2 separate regions of the Homo sapiens genome follow, and region 2 is linked to region 1. The links are chromatin contacts, found by Hi-C in ENCODE. All regions are on one chromosome and are shown on one strand. Each heading gives the region's core, a stretch centred on a gene start or an enhancer-like site at or near the end of the contact. The rest is flanking DNA. Distances are from core to core; before and after follow the strand shown.

What was found. Hi-C counts contacts between places; a loop is a spot of excess contacts on that map. Pooled maps may share reads with other maps.
Region 2: a map with no recorded cell type shows a loop between it and region 1 (8-fold over the local background). The contact joins two enhancer-like sites. A Hi-C loop is called at or near these places in 2 of 37 single-sample maps with no recorded cell type and 2 of 50 pooled maps.

Annotation. Positions count from the first base shown.
Region 1 is chr7:24,717,667-24,720,395 of GRCh38, reverse strand. It overlaps GSDME (gasdermin E), which reads left to right. Exons shown (of 10, transcript NM_001127453.2): 4 at 1,178-1,349. Among named protein-coding and RNA genes, the nearest start is that of GSDME, 38 kb to the left of the region's middle. RefSeq lists enhancers at 1,333-1,522, 1,643-1,842, 2,129-2,716. Within about 2 kb of position 1,380, at least 4 of the 41 ENCODE cell types and tissues checked have a DNase peak (open chromatin) inside an H3K27ac peak, as active enhancers do.
Region 2 is chr7:25,963,464-25,966,192 of GRCh38, reverse strand. The region is part of intron 6 of LOC105375199 (a long non-coding RNA gene); the gene reads left to right. Among named protein-coding and RNA genes, the nearest start is that of MIR148A, 15 kb to the right of the region's middle. RefSeq lists an enhancer at 1,419-1,558. Within about 2 kb of position 1,357, at least 5 of the 41 ENCODE cell types and tissues checked have a DNase peak (open chromatin) inside an H3K27ac peak, as active enhancers do.

The sequences.
Region 1 (2,729 bases), core at 131-2,630:
AGCTTTTCAAGGTAACTAACCTCTTAAAAAAAGACCAGCATGGATACCATAATTTTTCTTGTGCTGTCACCAACTCTAGTTTGGTTCTTTTCCTGTCCATTTCATAGAATCATAGTATTGAATGAGATCTCCAGAGAAGTTATTTCATCATTTGCTTCTAAGCATGAAATCATCTCCTGTAAATAAAAATTTAGTCTGTTCTTGAAAGTTTGCAGAATTTCAAGTGGCTGGGTGGGAGCCCCAAATCTCTGCTGAGTGACTCTGGATAGGCCATGCATAACCAGCCTCAGTTTCCCCATGTGTAAAAAGACATCAAACCCCTTCTAAGAGATGAAACATCTTTCCTAGACAGGTTAAGAAGTTTCCTCTTAGTTCAAATCTAATTTCCTTCTTGCTACTCATACTTTAGGCCTATTCCTTTCTCAATGAGAAGCAATTGGTCACCATTCCTCCCATCATAATCCTGTATTCCCTGGGCCATGGCTGTGACGTCTGACATCCTTCAGCTCTGATTAAATAAAAAAGTGGAGTTTCCAGGGTCTAAGGTACATGGATTGCAGTTTCCTTCCTGGTTAGTTTTCTTTTCTTTTCCTTTTTTTTTTTGAGATGGAGTCTTGCTCTGTTGCCCTGGCTGGAGCGCAATGGCATGATCTCAGCTCATTGCAAATTCCGCCTCCCAGGTTCAAGCGATTCTCGTGCCTCAGCCTCCTTAGTAGCTAGGATTACAGGTGTGTGCCACCACGCCTGGCTAATTTTTGTATTTTTGGTGGAGACAGGGTTTCACCATGTTGGCCAGGCTGGTCTCGAACTCTTGACCTCAAGTGATCTGCCTGCCTCAGCCTCCCAAAGTGCTGGGATTACAGGTGTGAGCCACCACGCCTGGCCCTGGTTGATTTTCTTTTCTTCTCCTTGACAACCGGCGCTGCTGTTTGACTGAAAGCCCCCTTCCCTCTGGCATCTAGCCTGGCCCCCAGAGGCCCGGCAGCTCTGAGGTGGCCTCAAGAGAGTTTGGTTTATGTCTTTCCAGGTGACCTGCCACCCCTTTCATCATGAGGAAATCAACAAAGCCTGGCTGTCACCTGCTCACTCCTCAGCTGCCTGCTGTGCAAGAGGAAATTCACACTACACCAATGTCCCCTGAGGCACTAAGCCACTCACATCCGTTTTTCTTTTTCAGAACAATAAATCTGAGAAACCCTGTGCTCCAGCAGGTGCTGGAAGGAAGGAATGAGGTCCTGTGCGTTTTGACACAGAAGATCACGACGATGCAGAAGTGTGTGATCTCTGAGCACATGCAGGTCGAGGAGAAGTGTGGTGGCATCGTGGGCATCCAGACCAAGACGGTGCAGGTGCGTGCAGTCGGGCTGCCCTGCGTTCATGGCTGAGCAGTCCTGGAGACCTTGGTTGGGGGCCTCTTTGGGTGGTGTCTTCATTAGTCAGGACTCTTTCCGTAGCAAGTTAACAGAAACCCAACTCACGTTGTCTTAAATGAGCAAGAGTGTATTGGCTCATGTAGCTGAAACACTTGGGGAAACTGGCTCCAGTCACTGCTGGATCCAGGCCTTGAGGATATATAGGGAGCTGCTTTCCCTGGGTTGATGCCCTCTCAGATGGGCTCTCCCTATGGTGCTGGCAGCTCCAGGCTTGCTCCTGATTTGCTGCAACTCCAGGGGTGAGGGGGGCCTAGGACTGGGTCTCACCAGACCGTCCCGGGATATGTTCATTCCTGAAGCAGGGCAGGGTTGCAGGCACTCGAATGGGCCAGGTGGGCTGGCGTCAGGTGCTCTTCCTGTGGGCGGCAGATGTTTCCCCAAGAAAAATGAACACACAGGCACTGATCAGGCCAAATGCAAAAGAATCCCTAGAGCCTCTCAGAGCTGGGGCTCTCACAGTGATTACTTGGAATTAGCTGCTGCAAATCCTTTGTGGGTTGAGTTAGGGCAGGTAAGATCTAGCTATCTCTACATAGATTCTTCTAGATTAAGTTATTGACAGTCTTACCAAGCTGATCTGTGAGCCAGTACTAAACTTCAATGGACTAGGTGGCCATCAGCCCCAAACTCTTTCTCCTCCAGCTTGCCATGGTGGCTGATATTTTCTTAGAGATTTACTTCTTGGGATGACTTTTGGCTTTTTCTAGAGGAACTCAGAAAGTTGTATTTGGAAGGAGCTGGAGGTAGAGGTCTGGGGCCAGCACTCTTACTGGGTTGGGGCTGGGTAGCAGCGAGGGAGGCGCCGATGGGAGATGGCTCAGGCCGGCCCTGCTGGTGCTCCTGCCACAGTCACTTCCTGCCAAAGTGTTGAAGCCTTTCAGAGTCAGGAGGCCAGCTGCCATTTCTCAACCCAAAGCAACACACTCTGACCAGGATCAAGTTGCTAAGAAAAGTTCTCTGATTGCCAGTGTTTGGCCAACAAATAGATTCTCATCTTCCTCTCACCAGGACATCGTGGGAAGGGGTCCTGTTTGTGAGAGTGTTTAAAGGCAGGAGCTTGGTGCCTGACTTCTTGGCATTTCCTGCCTCTCCTCCCTCCGGCCTCTTCCCACTTCCCTCTCTGTTCCTGGTTTTATCAGCACTGTGCACCATCTACAGGGGTCTGGAGTGATATGCACGGGGTAGGGGGCCCTCTCAGCTAGGTTCTCCCAGTCCAACTTGGCTACTGTTTAAGGTTTTCATTAGGATTTCAGTTGTTTCCATAACCTGTGATGGAGGGAATTGGGAGGTGATCTT
Region 2 (2,729 bases), core at 108-2,607, 1.2 Mb before region 1:
ATATTGTCATGCGCTTCCTGATTGGTTTAATTTCACCTGGGACTGATATTAAAGGAGGTATATTGTTCACATTACAGATACAGGTTCCTCAGTGCACCTATCTGTTAGGGATGAACTGAAGCATGGAAGTTAAAATAAGGGTAATATTATTTCTTCAAAGGTACTCATCCCTTTTGGAAATGGTACTCAATTCTTTTTCTTTAAATGTCACAGAATTGCTGATGTCATCAGTAGGAAATCTAGTTTATGGACCTTCCCTCCCAATGATAGCAGTCATTCCTGTGAAATGACACCTCCTTGCTAATATTGAATTGTGGGGTGCTACACTGAGTCACTCAAAGAGGAGCTGAGAAATGAAACAAAGATTACATAGACCAGCCATCTACCGAGCTGTAAGATTTGGTATTCTATTTTCTACTGAGGATTGATTATTCTCCATTTCATGGCAATTTCTGTGTCAGTCTTTGAAAAGAAGTAAAACAATATAATAAGAGAGAGACGATAACTTGTAATTGTTGATTCCTTCACAGACACTGGGATGGATTAAATGCTGACATATTTGCCATAAATACGGATATGGATGTCTGCCAATGCGAGAGTCACCCACGTATCTGCCAAAACAAACATAGTTAGGCACTATTTAAGATATCCGTCTTCAGAAAGCACAGAACTATATCAATTTTTAAAATTGATTTTTAAAGCTTATAATCAAACCCTCTGATCTATTCTTCCTATTTCCCCAAAAGGAGCTGTCCCAGGAATTAGGACATTCACTGTGCTTTGCTGAGGTAGGGTGGACCTAGGGGAGGGAGGCAGTGCTGCCTAGGGGTTTCTGGAAAGGAATTGCATAGCTTGGAAAATGAGCCAGAAACCTATACTCCAAGGTGATTTCCAAATGATCACAGCAGGAAGTTTTGTGGCAATTTTGCATATATGACTTTTATACCTAATTTTCAGTGCTTCTGCACATGTGGTTCATATGTTTACCCCAAAGCATTTCTTGCCTCCAGCTGGAATATGCTCAGAAATGACCTGTGACATTTTTACATTCACAAACTAAAAGTACCAATATCTATCCCTCAGTGTATCCACAAATGTTGTCTCTTTCCCTTTGTGCCATTTTCTGTTCGGTTGCCATTTCACAGGAATGGGTTGAAAGATGCCCCCAAGGTGATCTTCATGAATCCCAGTAAAGCAAAGACAGCCAATGTAAAGACAGAGGCCAATTGTTGTAAAAGGTCACAGCTGCTTTCATCAGCTGACATGTGAACCGCTGGAAAGGTACCATATCAATGAAAAGAATAACACGACAGCAAAATCAGGCACACTGCCTCCTCAGTTCTATATCCTGTGCAGGTTTGCAACCCGCCTTGCTGCTGGTGAGGCAGAGAGTGAGAGAGTATTTGCATTGGCTGGAAGGGACTTTTTTTTTTCTACAGGATAAAAATAGGTGGAACAGGAAAGCACCCATGCTTTTATTGAAAGAAAGTATGCTGGTTGCCGAGATTTAGGGCTATATTTTTAAAGACGAACTTCTCTTACTGGAATTATTACTCTTACAGGGGTGGTGAGGTCAGAGTCAACTGTAGTCAACTGTAGTTGCTATGGGTGTAGTTATTTGATGGGGAGACATCCAAGAATGATGGGCTGTGATGTGGTTGAGGTTTGCAGAGGACGTTCTAGCCTCACACTATTGCTACTTGGCTTTTTCTGTCCGATGCATCCCACTTCTTATTCATACCTCAGTGGAGTCCCCTCTTGTGTAACTGAGAGGCCCCTTTGAATCCCAGAGCTGCTCACTGCCCTTCTTTGACCATGAAGGCTTAACTAAAGATCTTTGGAAGGACTGGTTGCTCAGGTTTTTTTTCTATTGCATTGGAAACATCAGTAAAGAGAAGTTTACATGAGCCTGCACATTAGAGCCAAATTACAGATGTAATTTAAAACAAACATATATACATATCCACACACATACACACATATACATATACACATATATATGGACTTAGCCCTCTAGACACTGGAATTTGAAACTGAAAATATGTATACGGGGATTTGGGGAATGACATTCTATTTAATTCTAATTTGAAAGACTTTAACTTTCTACCATTAAAAAAAACTATGTTTTTGTAACAGCATGCACTGTTCACAGTACTAGCACAGCATTTTGCAAGAAGAGTGTTTATTATTAATAATTAGCTAAGTTAGATGATTTTGCTACCAGAGTTTTAGTCTTGGCTCTGCCACCGGGCAGTAACTGTGTGTGTGACCTTGGCCGGATCACTTAACCTTCTTGGCTTTGGTTTCCTGCTCTATAACACATGAGGATTAAAATAGATCAGTAAGTCTCAAACTGTAGGCCTCAATCCACTAGTGAATCATGAAACCAATTTAGTGAGTTTGATCAGCATTAAAAATTAAAAAAAAAAAAAAAAAAAAAAAAAAAAAAGAGGCTGGGCGCGGTGGCTTATGCCTGTAATCCCAACACTTTGGGAGACCGAGGTGGGCGGATCACAAGGTTAGGAGATCAAGACTATCCTGGCCAACATAGTGAAATCCCGTCTCTACTAAAAATACAAAAATTAGCCGGGCGTGGCAGTGCACACCTGTAGTCCCAGCTACTCGGGAGGCTAAGGCAGGAGAATTGCTTGAACCCGGGAGGCTGAGGCTGCAGTGAGCCAAGATCACATCACAGCACTCCAGCCTGGGCGACAGAGTGAGACTCTTCT